Linked DNA regions of Homo sapiens: regions 2 and 3 are each linked to region 1. The links are chromatin loops, found by intact Hi-C in ENCODE. Cell type or tissue: heart left ventricle. All regions are shown on one strand. Each heading gives the region's core, and the rest is flanking DNA. Links, peaks and the distances in the headings are about the cores only.

What was found. A loop is a pair of places that touch in the nucleus more often than their neighbours do. Peaks named below come from ENCODE experiments on the same cell type or tissue, not always from the same donor. Only the 100,000 strongest peaks of a DNase experiment are listed, where the experiment ranks them.
Region 2: a loop joins it to region 1, with 2.9 times the contacts of the local background. A loop is called at or near these places in 6 of 110 quality-filtered maps.
Region 3: a loop joins it to region 1, with 4 times the contacts of the local background. A loop is called at or near these places in 3 of 110 quality-filtered maps.

Annotation. Positions count from the first base shown.
Region 1 is chr6:170,019,723-170,026,819 of GRCh38, reverse strand. LOC105378150 (a long non-coding RNA gene) reads right to left here and starts at 3,053. Exons shown (of 3, transcript XR_943318.4): 1 at 1,128-3,053. In heart left ventricle, for the core only: no CTCF peak of the experiment used is centred there; DNase peaks (open chromatin) are centred at 3,033 and 3,429; H3K4me3 peaks cover 1,352 bases; H3K27ac peaks cover 1,891 bases; H3K27me3 peaks cover 756 bases.
Region 2 is chr6:170,131,006-170,138,102 of GRCh38, reverse strand. No RefSeq gene overlaps it. Among named protein-coding and RNA genes, the nearest start is that of LINC01624, 140 kb to the left of the region's middle. In heart left ventricle, for the core only: no CTCF peak of the experiment used is centred there; DNase peaks (open chromatin) are centred at 1,142, 1,834, 2,172 and 3,767; H3K4me3 peaks cover 1,432 bases; H3K27ac peaks cover 1,984 bases.
Region 3 is chr6:170,148,917-170,156,013 of GRCh38, reverse strand. It overlaps LOC105378153 (a long non-coding RNA gene), which reads left to right. Exons shown (of 3, transcript XR_943322.3): 3 at 1-246. It also overlaps LOC101929614. Among named protein-coding and RNA genes, the nearest start is that of LINC01624, 120 kb to the left of the region's middle. RefSeq lists an enhancer at 2,574-3,477. In heart left ventricle, for the core only: no CTCF peak of the experiment used is centred there; DNase peaks (open chromatin) are centred at 1,813, 2,793, 3,683 and 3,813; H3K4me3 peaks cover 1,607 bases; H3K27ac peaks cover 2,234 bases.

The sequences.
Region 1 (7,097 bases), core at 765-5,764:
CACAGAATCTCCAGGTGTGCTCTTGCTACCAGGCCATGACCCGCCTGTCCACGCGCCTGCAGGGTGTGGGTACATGTATATTAAGTGTGCTGATGAGATCGCATGCACGCCCAGCAGGCCTCCCGCCCTCCAGGCACGTAGAAACCTGGGCACAGCGCCTGAACAGGCAGGTCCAGGAGCCAGGTGTTTGGCGCCAGGTGCGCGTCTGTGGAATTTGGCTCTACAGAGGTGACTCAGCAGCCAGGCACTCAGGGCCCCCCGGGTGCTGAAGCGGGGGCAGAGCCCGGGCCGCCCAGGCAGGTACTGTTGTCCAGACTTTCACCCAGGAATGCTTCTTCCAGCTTTTCTAAAAGGGACACTGGCATCGGTCCTATCCTAGAAATAAACAGCCAGGAAACCCTACCCCTGAGGCATCTCTGCCACAGGCCTCCTGGTCAAAGGCGGAGCCTCCCCAGCCCCGGGCCTGCCCTACCCACCTGAGGCTTCCCAGTCTGAGCTGGTCAGCTGGGTTAGCTCCCTGCACTCCCTCCCCAACCCCCTGGCCACGCCAGCAGGGTCAGGGGCCTCCAGCCTGAAAGGATGGGAAGTCAGAGAAGCAAAAACAAAACCCCAGATGTCATCTTATCACCACCACACAGCAGAACTGAGCCGGGTGGTGCACCTCGCAGCCTTGCAGCGATGGTCTCAGTGGCCCCTAGGACAGCAGGCCTGTGAGGTGCTATGAAGATCCCCATTCCCATGAGAAACCTGTGGCCCAGGCAAGCCTGGGGGCCAGGGACTCGCAGCTCCTTAGGGGCAGAGGTGTCGTGGTGCTGGGGCCAGGGGCGGCTTGTAGATGCCCTGAAGCAGGTGCCGCTGCATATGCAGGTTCAAAAGGGAAGACCCACAGCCCACGGTGGCATCATCGTCATTTGCTGGCATGTGGGTTAGAGGCCCATCAACATCAACATGCTCCCTCCCCACACCCATGCCCAGTGAGAAGGGGAGACCCACAGCCCACGCCTCCCGTTTGGTGGCACCGTCGGCTGGCGCACAGGTTAGAGGCCGTCCACATGCTCCCTCCCCATGCCCGTGCTCAGTGGACTCTTGAATGCGAGGTTAGGAGGTCGTAGGCAGATGCTGCTTACCAGCAAAGGGGACATGAAGGCTCAGGGCGCCCGCCTGCTTCCAGGCCTCTCCTCCGCTTGGGCTGTCTCCTCCCGGGCGTCTACTGGGACCTCGTCCTGGTTCCTTCCTCACTGGCTGCCCCTGCCTGTCTCCCGCCTTCTGACCCCTGTCCCAGGAAGTCTGGCTGTTCCCTGTGACCAGAGGGGATCCAGCTCCACAGACACAGTTGTTTGCCTTTCGTGGGTGGTGCCAGCATCTGCAGAGAACAAACATGCCCTGCAGTCTCTTCTTCGCTCTGCTGCCAGGCTAAGTATTTGTACAGAGGACAAGTGGTCTCGAATCGGTGGAGGCTGGAGTTCTTGACACTTCACTGTACACACAGATACGTCGAAAACTGGAGAACAAACCAACTTTGAACACTTATTAATGGACGACCTTGAAGATCAGGAACAGTTACCCTCTGAATGTGTTGTGCTTCTCCAAATTCAACCCACGAGCAAATGCCTGTCTTCAGGATCCGCTATGTGTCCTGGGCTAATGTTCCATCTGTTGTTCAGTGCTGACGCTACACCAGAGTTGGGTTTCTGCCATGAAGGAGGCTAGCGGTGCTATGCTGACCAGATGTTGGGTTTCTGCCATGAGGGAGGCTGGTGGTGCTGTGCTGACCAGATGAGCTGCTGTTGTTTTTTAACTATACAGTGACATTTATTCACAATTTGCAGTTACCAAAGCAAACATTTGTTATTTGCCCCCACATCACAGAGGACTATGTTATTTTTAATCTCCCTTATACAGTTGAAAAAATGAGGCTCAGACATTTACCCCAAATCATAGTTTATTAATGGCCACATCTTTTGGCCAACGCTCTGAGGTTCCTTTATGCCTCACTAACACAAAACGCACATCCTCAGGACCAGCTAGTGTGTTTGAAAGGTCAGTGTTTACTTTTTCTCCCAATTTTTTATTGTGGTAAATACAGGTAACAAAAAGTGTGCCGTCTTAACCATTTTTAAGTGTTCAGTTCAGTGGCATTAAATACATTCCTACATGCAGACACCACCATCATCTGTCTCCAGAACTCTTTTTGAGTAGGCGGTCTTATTGCAATTAAAAAATAATTTATAGATGAGAGAGCAAATAAACTGATTTTAAAACATGGCCCCCGGGGATCCCATCCAGTGCCTGGGATCAGGGGCACCCGGGCTCAGGGGCGGTCTCCTCCACCATGATGTCACCAGGCTCGGGGTGGACTCCTCCACCGTGAAGTCACAGGGCTCGGGGCGGTCTCCTCCACCCGTGACGTCACCGGGCTCAGGGTGGTCTCCTCCACCGTGAAGTCACAGGGCTCGGGGCGGTCTCCTCCACCCGTGACGTCACCAGGCTCAGGGTGGTCTCCTCCACCGTGACGTCACAGGGCTCGGGGTGGTCTCCCCCACCGTGACGTCACCAGGTTCGCGGTGGTCTCCTGCACTGTGACGTCACCAGCCTCGCGGGTGGTCTCCACCGTGACGTCACCGGGCTCACGGGTAGTCTCCTCCACCATGACGTCCCCGGCGTCTGATGCCTGCGCCTCCTACAGAGTGGGGTTCAGCCGGGCTGGGCAGGGTCCAACCTCAACACGTTTAAAGCTCCCTGTTCATGGCCGCAGGGAAGGGTCACTCATCCAGCCCAAGCAGGAGACGTGGGCTCCGTCTTGAGACCAGGGTGGCCGGTGGGCAGAGGCCCCGTCAGCGCTGCGTGAAGGGCTGGGAGGCCCCGCCAGGTCTGGGGAGGGGGCTGTGACCCTTATTGATGGGGCGTGGGGAGGCGCTTGCACGTCTGGGGCGCACACCCGGGGGACCCCACCTCCAGGGCCATCTGATCCCATCTGCAAGATGGAACCACACAGCCCAGGCGGCTGCGGCGCCCGGAAGGCGGCCCCACAGGCCTGTAGCTGAGGCGGGAAGGACGCGCCCGCCTGTTTCCTGCGGCCTGGGGCGGCCTCGGGCGGCCTCCATAGCACCCTCCCCGAGCGCCTCCCAGGATGCGCCTCCGCCCCACCCGGGGTCCCCTCGGCCACCGCCTGGGAGCCTGAGCTTGACCCTTTCCTCAGCTGTGGCCTCAGGACTCCGCTCCGTCGTCGTGCCCGCTGCGCTCCTCAGAAGCCCGTGGGTTCCCAGCGCCTCTGCGCCATCTCTCCTCAGCCCGCGCGGGAAGCGGCGCCGAGCATTGCCCGGCTGGCGAGACCTCCCGTGAGGCGCGAACGCGGCCTGAGGAGAGCCGGAGAAGGGCGCCACCTCCCACGGCAGAGCTGGGAGGGGGTGGAAGACAAAGGCGGGAAACGCCGCTCACCACCGAGCTGGGACGCACGGGAGGGCGGGCGCTGGAGACGGCCCGGCCAAGAGGCCCCACCTAGGGCGGCCGCCGGGATCCACGTGCGGGGCGGAGCGGCCCGGCAGCTCCAGACAGAGGGCGGCGGGAGCGAGGGGCTGAGGCCGGGGTTCCCGGCGCGCTAGCCTCGGGCGGTTCTGAGGGGTCAGGCCGGAGCAGCAGACCCGGGCCCAGGGCCTTTTGCGAGGCCTGGCTGCCCGGATCCCGATGCGGGTCCCGACCCACTTCAGGGAGGGGCATCCCGGGAGCCTCACGCCCGCAGGAGCAGCGGGAGACGCTCTGCGCTGGGATCGGAAACCCCAGCCCCGCAGCTGTGTCAGCCCCGGCTCCGCGCGGCCCAGAGAACCTGGCGCAGGCAGTTTCCTCACCTGAGGCCGGGAGAAGGATACCGGCCCTAACTTAGTCACGTGGCGGGTTTGAGGATTGAAATGTTTGAAGCAAAGTGACTGTTTTAGAAGGCGCTTTATAAATTTTTAAGTTTTTATGCTTAGCTGGAACAATATAAACTTTATTAAATTGTCAATCTCCAAATGCTTTCAATCTACAAAACAACAATTAACTGTGATCAACCTACTATTAATGTTATTTTGTAAAATGGGACGCAGAAGGAGGAGCAGCATTAAAGCCCCGTGGCCTGCACTGTTCTGGGAGCTCCTTCTGCAGGTCCGCGGCCAGGAAGTCCTGGCGACATTAGCACTTCGGCTGAAATCCGCCTTCCAGGAAGCGGCTCTGACCACCCCGCCAGAGGGACGGCCAGCCTTGCTGGGTCCCAGTGCACCGTCTACCACGGAGCTGCGGTCGCCGCACTGTGTGCTGACCGACCAACCAGAGTGGGTCACCGTGGCCCACCACACTAGCAAGGTGGAGACAGCAAAAGTGTGCGTCTAGTGTGGAGGGCTACAAACTACACTTTTCTGGCCCCCAGGGCAACAGTTTCCTGGACATGTGGAAAGATGGATGTGTGGATGGAGAGGTGACACACGCGCGGACGGAGAGGTGGACGTGTAGATGGAGAGGTGGACATGCCGGTGGAGAGGTGGAGGTAAGGATGATGCCCATATAGATAGTTGAAAGAACAAGCTCTGGTCAACGTTGCTGGTGCAGTCTTAGAGCTTGTGTGGTTGAGGGCCCGTGCTGGAAACCATGGCAGGCATCACCAGGGCATGATCTAGGGCCTTTCATGCATGTCTGAAGTGAGGGATCACAATTTCCACGCAAAGTGTGTTGATCTCACCAATACTATGGTATGCAGATGCTGCATTATAGGATACGCAGAACTAGTCTCAGGTTCCTAACCCACATATATCCTTTGCGAATTCTAGTTCAGATTCACTAGAGACATGTAATTATTTCCACAAATCTTCCCACAAACCTGTGCAATGTTACTGTTCTGTTATTTGGCAGATGAGGTCCAGAGAGCCTGGGACAGCTTCCTGTTCCTGAGTAGCCCCCGCAGATGTGAGGGAAGCACACACTGAACGGTGCTGTCCAGAGAGTCGATGGCCCTGGACACCCAGACCTTGCAGCACACTCCCAGTCCAGGCCAGAGGCAGCAGGGCTTGGACAGAGCCCACGGTCCTCTCCACACCCACGAGTGCTTTCAGTCCATCTCCCCAAACACACGACCCCTTTAGCAGCACTTTTTCCCTCTGTGGGCAGCCGGGATGGAGCCAATGGCTCCGAACTTCCACTTGACACTCAACTGGGTGGCAACAGGCAAGAGGCTGTGTGCTTTGGGAGGAAGAGTTTAAACCCAGCAGACGCCAATCTGTGAGGTGGAGACTGTCTCGCCCAAGCTGACCCAGGGCCTAATACTAATGAAGGGCCTTAATTTTTTATTTTCAGTACTTCATTCTCCACATGCAGTTTTACCTACTGTCACATAATGACACGAGTGAGAGACAGCATTTTTCTTTTCCGCATTTCTATAAAGGCACATGCTCTTATAAATGTTAGTCCCATTTCCAGACACACTGCCAATAAAATGGTGTGAATTACATATAAAAACATTAATATGCTGAGTGCAAATGTTTGAAATATATAACAATTTTAAGAAATTCTGATTCAGTGCTTTATTTTTTACTGTATTGTTAATAGTACTATCAACAGAAACACACATGCGCGTGTGCACACACAACCCTGGAAATTCCCAGACCACTCCTGATTTCCAGGAGACTTTCATAGTATCCTCACAGAGCAATGTTTTCCATAGGGGAGGCTTCTAATGGATGCTTCGTTGATGAGGAAAGGTAGGAAGAAAGGACGGGGGAGGCAGGGAGGAAGGGAGTGACTTAGCTGTCTTCATTGTGAAACTTCAGACTGGGCTCTGAGGGGCTCCTTGTCTCAGCTCCCATATCGGTAAGAGGGGGACCTGCCCTGCCTGATAGTGCCATCACTATGGTTGCTGGGACCATTGGCTCAATTGGGAGAAGGCGAGTTTTTATTTAATCTTCCTACAGGGCACTTTGGGGAGAAGGCAGTGGCCTGCAGTGATTTAGGGTGTGGGTTCTGGGTCGGACAGACCTGAATTAACTGACCTCCATCAGTGTAGGTGACATCTTCAGGCCTCAGCTTTCTCGCCTGTGAGTGAAGAATAAATGCGTAGGATATGATGAGTTAATAAATGTCAGTGGGCAGCACAGGAGTGTACTTCAGGTCAAAAAAAAGTTGTAGCTATTATTAAAGAGTAATGAACATGAAAATACTTGGAAAATGTACAAATGCTATGAAAATGTAATGTGTTATTATAGAATTACTAACTGTGACAGACTAGGCCTTCATCAGCACAGAGCATTGTCATTAACGGCAGAAATCCACCTGTGATTTGCAGGTGGCAAACCTCCTGCCCCTCAGCCTCCTACTCCGTCTCACTATCTGCACTCAACAAGCTGCCCCAACCCTGGGAGGGCAACTGAGCACCCCTCAGTGAACTATGCAGGTTGCCGTCCTCAGCACGTGGAAGCTGCTTTGGCGGGAGCTCCATAAGTGGTGAGGGGCAGTTGGGAGTGAACTGCAGGTGATGTGCTTTGGCCAGAGGCAGTGGGGGCCTCAGACACTTTAGGGTCAGGAAACTGTGGGATGGCGGTGCTGCTGGAGACCGCGTGAGTGAGAACAACACAGCTATAAGAAGGCGGCTGCCTGGTCTCCCAACAGCAGCAAACCAAACGGATCCAGGAAACTTCCTGTTAGGACCAAGTGCGTCATCCGCCTCCTGTGGACCAAAAGTCTCTGCTGACTAATGATAGCTGTTTGGGTGACCGCTGGCCCAGGAGAAAGAATTCGAAGCTCTTGCACCATATTCCTGGTCTGAGGGGCTTCTCCACAGGAGAACCCAGTGGGAAACAGCGCTGAGTGGGTTTGCCTTACAGAAGGCTCAGGGTTCTCTTGCTCCCTTGGCCATTGGTCCTTCATCTGCACAGGGGGGCCACACACTTCGTGAGCCCAAGGCTCCTGTGATCCCTGTACGCTTGGCGACTCACAGGAGACATTGAATCTGGACGGGCGAGTCCCTATCAGTTGGAATGAGGGGCCTGGCCCAGACAGCTCTGAAGCAGATCCACAGCTCCTCTCTCCTTCTCACAGTGTGTTTTCCCGCGGCCTATCCCACATTTGGTGAATGA
Region 2 (7,097 bases), core at 1,093-6,092, 110 kb before region 1:
TCCCTTAAGTCCCAACCCTGGCAGGGAACTGAGGGCCAGGGCCGGGCCGGGCGAGGCCTGGTAAGACGGCGCCGGGCAGCTCTTAAGGCTCACAAGTTCTCTTTCCTCATCCTACACGTTTCTTCACGCCCCGCCTTTTCTGAGTTAGTTTGAATTTCAAAACAAAATAAAACTAATAAAAACAAAAACACCACCCCCTCAACCCGACCCCCCAAAAAGGTGCTCCTTGGAGCAGGCGTCTGCCCTGGGCCCCGGCCTCTGCAGCGCCTGGTCTGGTCCCTGGGGCTCTGACCTCATTCCAAAAAGAGTCCGGGTCTGAGATCCTGTTTATGGCGCCTCGGGGCCTTTCATCTGCAGGAAACACTCTGCTGGCTCCTTCCAAAATAGCTACTGCAGGGACGCGCTGTATTTTTAGGACACAGGAAGGGCTCGGGACGGGCCTGTGCGTTTTTTATGGCCTGCGAGTTTCCTATTGCTTCTCAGAAACGGGCCTGAAGCTGAGGGGCAGAGGGAGCGAACACGCTCGCCTGGAGTAAAAGGCTGCGAGAGGGCAGCTCGGCAGATGGGCCTGGCCTTGTCTCGCCGGCGTCGCTCTCACCAGGCTGGGATTAATGATCCCCGAGTCATCCTGTTATTTCCCTCCCACAGTCCTGGGCGTTTGCCATCCGATTCAGCAAAACTGCAAAACAGCCCGAGACACTTCGGGAGAATCCGACATGAAGGAGCGTGTTCTAAAGGACTCAAATGAGAGCCACAGCTCAACGCTCCTCCCGCCCAGGACTTGCGAAACTCAGCATCGTTCCGCGTGGGAGGACTTGGGGCTGGAAGGGCCGTGCAGGGCGGCGGTGGCCGCAGGGCCGGAGCGCCCCGAGAACCACGCGCCAGGATCCCCAGGTCCTTCGGGCCTCGGCGCGCGGAGGTCGGGGGACGTGGCTGGAGCCCCGACGCCTGGACCACGGGAAGGACTTGCGCTTTCTCAGCGTCCTGAGCCACCGGAATCCCGGCCTCGGCAAGGGCTGTGATCTCTCCGGCTCCGGTGCGCTCGGGCTCGGCCGCGGGTGCGGGTCGCCAGGTCCCGCACTGTTATCTCACCGTTTCTTCCATCGCGGGCGAGTCGTCGTCAGCGTCCCTGTGCGCAATGGCCCGGGCTGGCGACCCGGTGCTGCTGGCACGGAGGCCCCCGGGGTCTCGTGGCGTCCGTTTCTGACCCCGTAGGTGGCGAGGCCGTGGATCCGGTGTCTCGCGGGTGCCGCCCCTGCAATGCTGGCGCCGCTGGTCCGGGGGCCACGCGTTGAGTAGCAGGTGGAGGACGGTGCTGATCAAGTCAAGTGGGAGAAAAGTCCGCGGGGAGGGCGCGGTCTGAGGAGCCGGTGGCAGGAGACGAAGCGCCGACCAGCCCAAGGTGTCCAGGGTGTCGGTGCCGGCTTTGTGCCCAGCCCTGCGCGGCACTGGAGGGGGAGCCGTGAGCACTCAGGCGAGGTCCCCGCTCTTGGGAAGGTGCCCACCAGCTCCTCCCGCGCACACGAAGTAGGGGCCCAAGGCCTGCCGCAGGCGGGCCCCGCACACGCAGCAGCAGGAGACTCACGAGAGAAGGAAGAGCCCGGGGTGGCGGGGCTCCCGGAGAAGGCTCTGTGGAGGGGACGGGCTCTGAATTGGGCCTTTAGAGAAGCAAAGGGTGGACGGACGGGGTAGGGGCCGGCCATCTGGGTGGCCTCCCAGAGAGAAGCCAGCGTGCCGGGGGCTCCACACGCCCCGAGGGCAAAGCGAGCAGGGCGCTGGCCAGGCCCGGGCGGAGGCTCCACTCAGACGTCCCCAGGCCCGGGCGAGCGGGGGCTGTGTGAGCCTCTTCCCCTCCCAGTGCACCTGTGAGGCTGGCGGCCGCCTTTGCCTTTCCAGCCCGCAGCTGGTGTTGCTGCCCCTCCCTCGGGGCTGTTATCCGCTGTCTTCTGTCCTCCCGCAGAGTCACCATTATCATCAACTCAGAGCTGTCCGGGGACACCGTGGGCCTGGTTCCCACATAGCCTGCCCATGTAGCCTGCGTGGTGATGGCCTCCGTGGGGGCGCACACTGGGCTCCCTCCAGCCCAGCAGCTCCCTGCACTTCCAGGGACAGGCGCCCTTGGCGGTGTCTGGGCTTCGGCGAGCTCTGGCCTCTGCGAGTGGGAGCGGGAGGGGCCGTGATGGGAGGAGGCAGGCAGGGATCTGAGGGCACAGATGTGTGCGGTGGAGGCTCGGGTCAGAAAGGCCGGCTCCGGCAGGAAGGGGAGGAGCTGGCAGAGAGTGGGGCTCCTCTCACCCTCCTCCAAAGACCAAGAAGGAAGACGCAGCTTGCACTGCAATCTTCACCTTGTCTTGAGGGAAAGGCGTCTCCAGCAAACGGAGGAAAAAAGCTTCCCGCAATTTCAGGGGTCGGCAACGGCCCTAGGGCGAAACCTGGCCATGGCCGTTTCTGTAAATGAAGTTTCACTGGACGCTGCCCGCTCCCTCCCCTCCGACCTGTCTGCCCAGGAAGCCTGAGGCTCACGCTCTCTGGCTTTTTACAGAACAAGTTTGCAGGTCCTAGATCTAGATAAAGAGGAAAGCAAAGGGTCGGATGTGTGGAACGTGTAGCATTTATGACGGAAGTACTTACAGTGCCCACGGACATGTGAGTTTTATTAGCCTTTGTTTCGTGCACATTCGTGCGGAGGAAGACGGCAGCTGTGGTGCGCACTGCTTGTTTCTCGGTGGGAAGCCATCATTTCTAAGGTAGAAACGTTTCTGAAATGAGAGAATTCCAAGTTCCAGCTGGCCAGTGCTGACCCTTGGGCAGCAGAGGTGTGGGATGTGGAGGTAGAGTCTGCAGCTCTACGAAGCTCCGCGGTGACTGAGAGGTGGCAGGAAATTCACAGGGCATTTTGGAAACCGCTGGCCTAGAGTAGCTTCCACTGCTCACCCAGCAATGGTCTCCGGGTGTGTGATTTGTGTTCTGGAACTTTCTACATCTATGGGAGCCATATGAGGCTGTGCGCCTCTCCTTCGAGGTCTGGTGAGGGAGAGGGTGTGTCTGTGTGGTCATGGCTGCACCCTATGGGGCAAGCTGACTTGAGAGGTGGCCTCGGGTAGGGTGGACTGTGGAATTTGAGGTGCCACGGTTCCCTCTGCTAGGACCCCTTGCTTGGCACTACCAGGGAAGTGTGGCTCTCAGATCTGCAGCTGCTGGAGGGAGAGGTCCGGTCCCATGACCCAAGTCACGCTTGGTAGCCTGGGGTGTCCCATGTCACACAGCAGCCCTGGGCAGGGCAAAAGCCCCACCCCATGGATTTCTCCCGCCCCTGGGGTGTCCCACGTCACACAGCAGCCCTGGGCAGGGCAAAAGCCCCACCCCGCGGATTCCTCCCACCCCTCAAAGCCCCAGACATCTTGTTCTCACCCCGGCCTTCCGGGCCCACGTGAGACAGGCCGGGACGAGCACGTGATTGAACCTGCCGGCTACACCCCACCGGCCTGGATTCAAGTCCTGGCCACAGCTTTGCGGCCTCAGCCCTTGACTCCTCCTCTGACTCAAGTCTGTATCTTCTTAATGGGCTTGATGAAGTACCTGGCCCCTGTGTTTTCTCAGCAGTGAAATAAAAAATGGAGGCAAACTCTGGCAAGGGCCCGGCTCACGGAATGCAGGACAATCTGGCCAGGGCCCAGCTCACCAACATGGGACAAATGTTAGCTGCTCCTGTTGTGGCCAAGTCCTTCGGCTTCCTGGCGGCATAAGCAGGCTCATGCGCTCCTCTCCGTGTAACTTCTGACCCTGGCCATGGCCTCCGCAGCCCGCAGACACACACTGGTGATCTGCGTGCGGTCTCCTGGCTTTGCTCCAGGCACCCTGATCCCCTGCATGTGATGGGGCTCCCATTACCTAATTCATTCCCCCGGCGCTAGTGCCTGCACGGCTTCTGCTTATCTCGAATGCATTCCAACTATTTTTCTTAGACAATGGGCTGCCGGCGCCTTTGCCTGCTCTGCGCAGCTGCAGTGTATTAGGTTGCACTGAGGCTGGGATACCAGGTAATGCAGAACCATTAATGATCACTCCACAAATATTGGCATTAAGGGCAGGGTTTAGCGATGGCTTTGTCCAGTCGCGCGGCTCTGCAGGTGGTCTGCCCAGAGCTAACTCCAGTTGCCTGAGAGGCAAGCTCCAGCATATTCTCATTCTGTGTGTGTGAAATCAGGGTTTGCCTGGAATATTGATTCCTATTTCGGCTCTCACTGTCTTCACTAATTGGGGAAGCTTTTATGCCACTCTGGAGGTGAGCTGTGGATTAGAGGGTCTTGGCTCGGCGGAAGTGAAATCTGAGGCATCTGCCATCTAGGTAGATGAGAAGTGGGGGCTGGGTCTCCTCTACCCAGTGAGGCACCTGCCTGTCTAGGTAGATGAGAAGTGGGGGCTGGGTCTCCTCTACCCAATGAGGTACTTCCCCAAATAGGCAGATGAGAAGTGGGGGCTGGGTCTCCCCTACCCACTGAGGCACCTGCCCATCTAGGCAGATGAGAAGTGGGGGCTGGGTCTCCTCTACCCACTGAGGCACCTGCCCATCTAGGCAGATGAGAAGTGGGGGGCTGGGTCTCCTCTACCAAATGAGGTACCTACCCAAATAGGCAGATGAGAAGTGGGGGCTGGGTCTCCTCTACCCACTGAGGCACCTGCCCATCTAGGCAGATGAGAAGTGGGGGGCTGGGTCCCCTCTACTCAATGAGGTACCTCCCCAAATAGGCAGGTGAGAATTGGGGGCTGGGTCTCCTCTACCCACTGAGGCACCTGCCTGCCTAGGTAGATGAGAAGTGGGGGCTGTGTCTCCTCTACCTGCTGAAGCATCTGCCCATCTAGGTAGATGAGAAGTGGGGGCTGGGTCTCCTCTACCCACTGAGGCACCTGCCTGTCTAGGTAGATGAGAAGTGGGGGCTGTGTTTCCTCTACCCACTGAAGCACCTGCCTGTCTAGGTAGATGAGAAGTGAGGGCTGGGTCCCCTCTACCCAATGAGGTACCTCCCCGAATAGGCAGATGAGAAGTGGGGCTGGGTCTACTCTACCCACTGAGGCACCTGCCCAAATACGCTGATGAGAAGCACGAGCTGGGTCTCCTCTACCCACTGAGGCACCTGCCTGAATAGGCTAATGAGAAACTGAGAAACGCAGGCTTGTCTGCTCTACCCACCTTGACCTTGTGTGTGTCGGGGTGCCGGCCTGGCACCTGAGACTGGAGGTGAGTTGATGGCTCAAGCATGCAGATAGATATACCCAGAGAGGAAAGGGTCTCCTGTGGGCCACACACCGTCTTTCTTCACCTCGTGCCTCTGGAGCCGGCAACGTGGGGCCTCCTTGTTGGCACATGCGGGGTGTCGGGGGTGCAGCAAAGCCTGAAGGCGCCTGTGTCTAGCAGAAGTGAGGGTGTTCTGTGGCCTGCAGCCAGCCCTGTTGCCTACAGAGCCCCCCATGTCTGGGGCAGCCACTCCCCTCCTGTGCTTGGGTGGTGCTGAGCCAGGCTCAGTGGGATCAGCTGTGGAAGACCTGGCTCGGCACTGATTCCTCCAGGAGCAAGACCCAAGTTAACAGTGTCTTGAGCCTTGGGTGGGGCGTGGCTCCCCCTTTCCTCTTTGTACCCAGCCTTGGGTGGGGCTTGGCTCCCCCTTTCCTCTTTGTACCTAGTGTTGGGTGGGGTGTGGTTCCCCCTTTCCATTATGTACCAGCCTTTGGCGGGGCGTGGCTCGCCCTTTCCTCTATGTACCCAGCCTTGGACAGGGCATGGCTCCCCCTTTCCTCTGTGTTGCGGCCTTCCTCCTCCTGGTGTGGCCTCGGGGGCTGGGCTCCAGCGCAATCAGGCTTCCAGCAGCTTCTCAGTGGCTTCTGGGCCCGTGGGTTCCCTCCTCCCTTTTGCAAGGACAGGGTTGTCCATGCAAAGGTGAGTTTTCATCCAAGTCCTCATTCAACCCCAAGCCACACCCTTTGTGTGGAGTAGGCTCTGAGACCCCAGCCTCAGCTGGGGGGATTGGGACGGGCCTCCCTCCGTGCTGATTAAGTCCTGTAGCATCGCAGGCTTGGTACCTGGGCACTTGGCCCCTCGCTCTAACCCGGCTGTGCATTCACAACGTTAAACAATTTGAGCATAGAATTTATCCAGACCAGGTGCTGTGGCTCACTCCTGTAATCTCAGCACTTTGGGAGGCTGAGGTGGCAGCATCACTTGAGGCCTGGAGTTTGAAATCAGCCTGGAGAACACAGTGAGACCTTTTCCCTATAAACAATAGTAACAAAGGGTTAAGAAATATATAGCCTTTCTGTGGTGGTGTCACAGGTAGGGTAGCTGTGTTAGCTCAGTCTGCTCTTGTGTGGATTCACTGAAAGACACGCCCAGCTCCGAGCCCCTGTGGTCCCTCCGAGGCTGCTGGGCCAGCCCCCTGGCGGCTCCCCTTCCCTTGTGGCTGGAGGATGGACTGTGGGTGCCTGCTGCTCTCCCAGGCCTCATCACCCCATGGCCTTGGGCTCAGTTTCTGGGGCTGCCCTTGTGGACGGGCACCTGTTTTGGCCCCCAGTTCTTCATTCAGCCATGACAGTGAGTGCCGGCTGCACACGCAGCAGTTGTGAGCCCCAAGGCCCAGACGGGAGCACAGTGGACACAGCCCCAGCCTCTGGGACCGTGGCCCGGGTGGGGAGATGGAGGAGGCAGGAGAGCCGTCTGATAGGGGTGAGCAGCTGAGAAAATAGGGCTTTGGTGAGGAAATGAGCTGGAGATGTTCCCTCAGTCCTGAGCACTTTATTCCCGAGGAGACGACCAGGCACTTAAACCCTCAGTGTGTTTGGGGTGAGGCAGTGGGTTCTGCCTCCCACGACCACACATTGGAGGCCAAGGACACTCCAGCCAGACCTCAGGGGAAGGGGAGGGTCAGACGAGATGCCCTTGACCTCCTGGAGGAAGTCTCAGCTGGGGCTGGACAGGCGGCTGTCTCCGGATGCCAGCTGGTACGAGCAGGTGAGCAGCAGCAGGGGCCGGGGGTGCCAAGGCCTGGAGCATCAGGGTCACCGTGGAGGAGCTCGGGGCTCTGGGCAGAGGACTGGAGATCAGG
Region 3 (7,097 bases), core at 637-5,636, 130 kb before region 1:
CGTCTTGCCTGTGGCTTCCGAAATGCAGCCCTGGGCCCTGTGATCGCTGCATTTTCTCTGCGCAGCTTTGAGGGACGGAGTGTGCTGACCAACAGAAGAAAGGCAAACAGCAGAAACTGACACTGTGGTGGCCACTGGACGTGGCCTCGGTCGGCTGCGGAGAGAGAATTTATTTCCACAGCGACCCTCAGGAGGCGCAGGTCTTGGCCAGACCCATTCTTAGAAAGGAACATGAGATCAGAAAGGCTTGTGTGTTGTTTTAAAACAAACCCTGCATCCACTGCTCACCTAGTCCTCTGTGAGGCAGGTGACACCTCCTCCTGAAGAGAATCGGGGCGTCCCGCAACTACCCCACTCTTCCCACTGCCTGTGCAGTGCAGAGCAGGACACACCTGCAGGGGCCAGGGGACAAGCGCTGGGTTCCGTAGAACGGTCCTGGGTCCTGTAGAGGGGTCCTGGGTTCTGTAGAGGGGCCCTGGGTTCTATAGAGGGGCCCTGGGTCCTGTAGAGGGGTCCTGGGTTCTACAGAGGGGCCCTGGGTCCTGTAGAGGGGTCCTGGGTTCTGTAGAGGGGTCCTCGGTTCTGTAGAGGGGTCCTGGGTTCTGTAGAGGGGTCCTGGGTTCTATAGAGGGGTCCTGGGTTCTGTGGAGGGGTCCTGGGTTCTGTAGATGGGTTCTGGGTTCTGTAGAAGGGTCCTGGGTTCTGTAGAGGGGTCCTGGGTTCTGTAGATGGGTTCTGGGTTCTGTAGAGGGGTCCTGAGTTCTGTAGAGGGGTCCTGAGTTCTGTAGAGGGGTCCTGGGTTCTGTAGAGGGGTCCTGAGTTCTGTAGAGGGGCCCTGGGTTCTGTAGAGGGGTCCTGGGTTCTGTAGAGGGGTCCTGGGTTCTGTAGAGGGGTCCTGGGTTCTATGGAGGGGTCCTGCGTTCTGTAGAGGGGTCCTGGGTTCTGTAGAGGGGTCCTGAGTTCTGTAGATGGGTTCTGGGTTCTGTAGAGGGGTCCTGAGTTCTGTAGAGGGGTCCTGGGTTCTATGGAGGGGTCCTGCATTCTGTAGAGGGGTCCTGGGTTCTGTAGAGGGGTCCTGAGTTCTGTAGAGGGGCCCTGGGTTCTGTAGAGGGGCCCTGGGTTCTATGGAGGGGTCCCTGGGTTCTGTGGAGGGGCCCTGGGTTCTGTGGAAGGGTCCTGGGTTCTATGGAGGGGTCCTGGGTTCTGTGGAAGGGTCCTGGGTTCTGTGGAGGGGTCCTGGGTTCTGTGGAGGGGCCCTGGGTTCTGTGGAGGGTCCCTGGGTTCTGTGGAGGGGTCCTGCGTTCTGTGGAGGGGCCCTGGGTTCTATGGAGGGGTCCCTGGGTTCTGTGGAGGGTCCCTGGGTTCTGTGGAGGGGCCCTGGGTTCTATGGAGGGGTCCTGGGTTCTATGGAGGGGTCCTGGGTTCTGTGGAGGGGTCCCTGGGTTCTGTGGAGGGGCCCTGGGTTCTGTGGAGGGGCCCTGGGTTCTGTGGAGGGGCCCTGGGTTCTGTGGAGGGGTCCCTGGGTTCTGTGGAGGGGCCCTGTGTTCTGTGGAGGGGCCCTGGGTTCTGTGGAAGGGTCCTGGGTTCTGTGGAGGGGCCCTGGGTTCTGTGGAGGGGTCCCTGGGTTCTGTGGAGGGGTCCCGGGTTCTGTGGAGGGGCCCTGACTCAGGGCTTGCCCAGGGGCATGGGCTTTTCTGGCCGATACTGCGAGGCCTGGGGCTGACAGCAGAAGAGCACGACCATGGAGGGAGGAGGCCGGGGCTGTGAGGACCCAGGAGGGCGAGGAGCTAGGCAGGCCATGCTGGAAGGCCTGTGTGCACCAGGGTCTTCCCGGCAGGGCTGGAGAAGACCCTCCTGGAAGGAACAGGAGGCGAGTGCAGCACCAGGTGCAATGACCCGTCTTATCCATCACTACCTGGCCTGCAGGCCTGGGCTGGGAGGAGGGAGAGCAGGCAGGCCTGGGCTGGGAGGAGGGAGAGCACACAGGCCTGGGCTGGGAGGAGGGAGAGGGGTGTGCAGCTTTGCCTGCTGGCTTCCATGTCTGCAGTGAGCCCAAGGGCCAGGATGGTGTGGGGGAGACGCCCCCTCCAGCCAGTACCCCTGGGGCCCTGGCCCCTACTGGCTTGTCTAGTGGGAAAGGACCTTCCCATGCACCCTGACTGGGCTTGTCAGTCCCCCTTTGTGCCTCCTGCAGATGGAGATGAGGGTGCAGTCGAAGCGCCCGGTGCCTGTGAGTGAGGACCCTCCCGAGCCCCTCGCTCTCCTCCGGGGACACAGGGCACCTCTGACTGCAGGCGCAGGGAGGAAGGTTGCTGTGGTCCTGGCGGCCCCTGCCGGTTTCCCAGCCTTGCTCTTTCCGCGGTTGCTTGTGGATTGGAGTCAACCTGGGCGCCCACCTACTGGAGTCCACTGGGGTGGGCGTGGGTGGAGGGGGCCTTCTGCAGAGCTAGTGGGGTGTTGTGGGGGCCGGTGTGCGGGTGCTCGGTGCAGGCCACCATGTGACAGGCGTGTCCGGCTCATGCAGGTGGGACTGGGGGAGTCATGGTTGTGAGGTAGCGATCGCCTCAAAGGCCTGACTTTCTGGGAATGGTATTTTTTTGTCAGATGTGAGCCTCTTACTAACAGCACATGCCTCCTTCCCCCTCCCCCACAGCCCCCATTGCCACAAACGAGGTGATAGAGGGCAGTCTTCAGCTTGGGGTTCACTGGGAGGCTCCCCCTCTGCGTGGAGATGGCTCGCTCTGGAAGTTCTGCAGGAGTGGGCTGGCCGCCAAACTCTCAGCACCTGCCGGCAGGGCTGCTGACTCATGCTGTAATGGGGACATTGATGTGTGAGGAATTTATGCAGCCGGGCGGCAGCCCTTCACTTTTCTAACAGTGAAGCACTTCACAGAGAAAACACAACGGGATCAAATCACAATTAGAGTCAGTCCCAGCTCCTGCAGGGCAGCCGCAGCCTGGCGGGCGGGCGAGCACAGGGCCTCCAGCCAGCCGGTGGGGGGGAGGTTGGGAGGGCAGGGCCAGAGCTCACCCCATAACCTGGCTTACTGGGGTGCAGGGAACAGCACGGGCAGCCTTGGGCCGAACAACCACCCCACGTTTGATCTGGCAGAGGAACGTCCCTCTTGGTACGGCTCGTCCTGAGCACCTGCGACTGGTTGCACGGTGTTGCTTCAGCTCAGGGCGCCCTGGAATCAGCTGCACCGTGTCCACCTCACAGCAGTCCCCAGCTCCAGATCCTCCAGGCAGGGACCTGGGACGGTGTGGGGCGGGGCTGAGGCTCTCTGGCAGTCTGAGGCGCTGGCCGGGGCCTCACCCGATGGCCCTCCCGCTCCAGCCTCCAGATGCCTGCCTGGCCTTAGAGAACAAAGGTAATTTGTAAAGAGATCAATAGGAAATGCTGATCAGACAGTCACAATGCGCCTTTGCCTGAGGACTTGAATTCCCGCTTCAAGAATCTGTGGCTTCCGCTGCTCAATGCTGGGGACAGACGTCAGGGGACTGTGGACGTCATCGGCCGAGTGACTATTTCCTTATGACCAGCCTCTCTCCGAGCTGATTTTCCTGTTCTGTGCTCTCTCAGCCAAGCTGTTTGAGGTTTGGCTCAGGAAACTAGGCCAACAATGGAATTCAAAGACAATCCCACCAAAGAGAAAACCAGCAGGGTGGGCGACGCCTGGGCTCCAAGAACCGGTGGGGAGCTCCATTTCCCTCAGATGGAGCGTTTCCTAACCCCGGGGCAACTTTCCCGAAACATGGCAGGCTTGCCTGACCCAAATAGCCCCTCATTCTTGGCTGCACTTGTGACCACCGGGCCGAGCTCCTCGGAGGCGTGGACAAAGGAGGCCTTGGCGAGAACAGGGTTCGGTGGCCAGTGGGTGGAGAAGTCGGTGCTGGCTGCGCCGTGGAGCCCGTGGATCAACATTTGCTGAGGACCTCAGTGCGGAAAGTCGTGGTCGCACTTCCTTCCGGGTCTGCTGAGCTGCCACTCACGGCGGGAGAGTTGGGACGTCCTGGAATTCTGGAAAGCCTCCTGCTCTGAAGGAGTTCAAGGTTTTCCTGTCCGGTCTGACATCCCCAGACGTTTGCCCTGCTAGGGCTGGAGAAAGGTGTCCAGGCATTGAAGGAACAATTTGAGGGACAATCTGGCTTTTTTTTTTTTAACAGTTCTTTTCTAAACACCTCAGAATGAATGAAACAAAGTCCTATTTATCACTAGAGATGAAGACACATCCCTGATTTACGTTGCCACGTGGGGAGAAGTGCTTTGTTTCTACTCAGCAGAAGGAGACAGGGGCAGGCGGGAGGAGCTGTCTCAGGAACACCAGCCTGGGTTTCCCACCCTCCCTGCTGTGGCTCTCAGCTGATCCGAGGCTGGCCCAGGAGAGGAGGGAAGCATGCCTGAGACTGCTCTGTCTTTCTGCTCCAGCAACAGAGAGCCAAAGAAAAGACACGAGGCCCAAAGTATCACCTTCTAAATCACCTCCCTCAGCTACTCCCCCAGGATTTCCAAATACCCAGGTTCCCCTCGGGAGCTGCCTGGAGCTGCCTCTGCCGCCCGCTCCTCTAGGCGTCCATGATGAGCCCAGGGCTTCCCCCTCAGGAACCAAACCGAACTGACTGTCTTGGTTTTCTCCTTGTTCTCCACGAATCCTCTGCACATTTTAACCTTCCAGGCAGCAGCTATGAATCCGTTCCCAGAGCCAGGCTAGACAATACAACACCCATTTCCCAGCTGCTTGCAGCTCTTGCATTAGCTGGGAAGCAGATTTACCTTAAGGGAATTTACCACCCTTAGAATTTTTTTTTTTTAGAAAAATATACATTTTTTCTTTCCTTTTAAAAAAGCCTTCAGGCTCTTGCTAACTTCACAACTGGAGCCCTATCAGAAAAAGGCAAGTTGTCAAATGGCAAATATGAAGTCCATGTTGTTGAATTGTGAGCGCCGGGGGAGAATAGAGGGGGCTGTGGAGCTGTCTCGGGGTCAGAGCCCTGCGGAGACGCCAGGGCTGGGCGGGCCTGAGACCTCCGCCTGCAGTCAGCAAGGCCCCCTTGGCTGATGGACCTGAGAATTTCTGTGTTACTTCTTTTTATTTCTGCATGCTTCACGTCACACAATTTTCGAAAAGTGGCAATAGAACCAAATGATAAAAGCAATTCTAGGATAGAGCGTCTTGCTTTCATATGAACAGCATTCCATCTAAGACGGTTCAACACTTCCTAATTCCTGTCCACCATCTTCAGGGTTCCTTGGAGTGGTGGCCCCCTGGTGACCAGCTGGCACAGTGATTTGATCATGTCCTCACAGCTCCTGTGTTGGAAATTTAATCCCCAAAGCAACGGTGTTGGGAGGTGGAACCTTGAGTAGGTTCTGAGGCAGCAGTGCCCAGCAGTGCCCGCCCCAGGTGCCCCGTCATGATCCCTGGGTCCCCAGCCCCACCTGCCCATCTCTCTCCAGCTCCGGCTTCACTGTGTACTGGGGATTATGGAGATGATGTCACGGAACTTTCTGGGATTCTCCCGTGAATTGCCAGAGGCAGCACCTGGATCACTGTGTACACTGATGGCAGAGTTTGCAGCTCCTCCAGCAGCTGCTGCCCAGGCCGCCCTCCACCCACACTCACCCACATGAGGGGCCTGAGGACTCAGGGAGGGATTCCTCCTCCCCAGAAGCCACTGGGAAGTGAGTGAGGCTCTGTCTGCATTGCAGGTAGTGGAGGGGCGGCTGGCAGCAGGCTTGTTGGCAGGAGGTGAGCCTCTGTCTACACTGTAGGCAGTGGAGGGGTGGCAGGCAGCAGGCTTGTTGGGGAGGGTGAAGATCTGTCTACACTGCGGGCAGTGCAGGGGCGGCAGGCAGCAGGCTTGTTGGCGGGGGATGAGCCTCTGTCTACACTGTAGGCAGTGGAGGGATGGCAGGCAGCAGGCTTGTGGGGGGGGTGAGCCTCTGTCTACACTGCAGGCAGTGGAGGGGCAGCAGGCAGCAGGCTGGTGGGGTAGGTAAGTCCCTGTCTACACTGCAGGCAGTGGAGGGGCAGCAGGTAGCAGGCTTGGCGGTGAATGAGCCTCTGTCTACACTGCAGGCAGTGGAGGGACAGCAGGCAGCAGACTTTTTGGGAGGGGTGAAGCTCTATCTACACAGCAGTCACTGGAGGGGTGGTGGGCAGCTGGCTTGTCAGGTAGGTGAGGCTCTGTCTACACAGAAGGCTTGTGGTGGGGGGTGAGGCTCTGTCTACACTGCAGGCAGTGGAGGGGTGGCAGGCAGCAGGCTTGCTGGGGAGGGTGAAGCTCTGTCTACACTGTAGGCAGTGGAGGGGCAGCAGGCAGCAGGCTGGTGGGGTAGGTAAGTCCCTGTCTACCTGCAGGCAGTGGAGGGGCAGCAGGCAGCAGGCTGGTGGGGTAGGTAAGTCCCTGTCTACACTGCAGGCAGTGGAGGGGTGGCAGGCAGCAGGCTTGTTGGCGAGGGTGAAGCTCTGTCTACACTGCAGGCAGTGGAGGGGCAGCAGGTAGCAGGCTTGGCAGTGAATGAGCCTCTGTCTACACTGCAGGCAGTGGAGGGACAGCAGGCAGCAGACTTTTTGGGAGAGGTGAAGCTCTATCTACACAGCAATCACTGGAGGGGTGGTGGGCAGCTGGCTTGTCAGGTAGGTGAGGCTCTGTCTACACAGAAGGCTTGTGGTGGGGGGCGAGGCTCTGTCTACACTGCAGGCAGTGGAGGGGTGGCAGGTGGCAGGCTTGTGGTCGGGGGTGAGGCTCTGTGTACACTGCAGGCAGTGAAGGGGCAGCAGGCTTGTGGGGTGGGTGTTGTCCCACGCCCTGCCCTTACCCTCTGAGGCCTTTTTCTTGCGTGAAGCATGAAGGGCGACTTTGCGGCTGGAGCCTGGTCCCGCTTCTTCCCATGAGTGTTTTGTTTTCCCTCCTGCGTGGTTTTTAAATGAAAGATGAGTAGACATGTGCAGGCAGCAGCTTCCTGAGCTCAGTCTGCATTCCTGTTGGTCTTGGTGGGGACAGTGGCTCTTCACCCCTCCCCCACCTAATGCTCACCTGGTGTGTCCACTGCCTCAAGACCACGTGGGGGACTGCAGGTGACAGAACGGCCC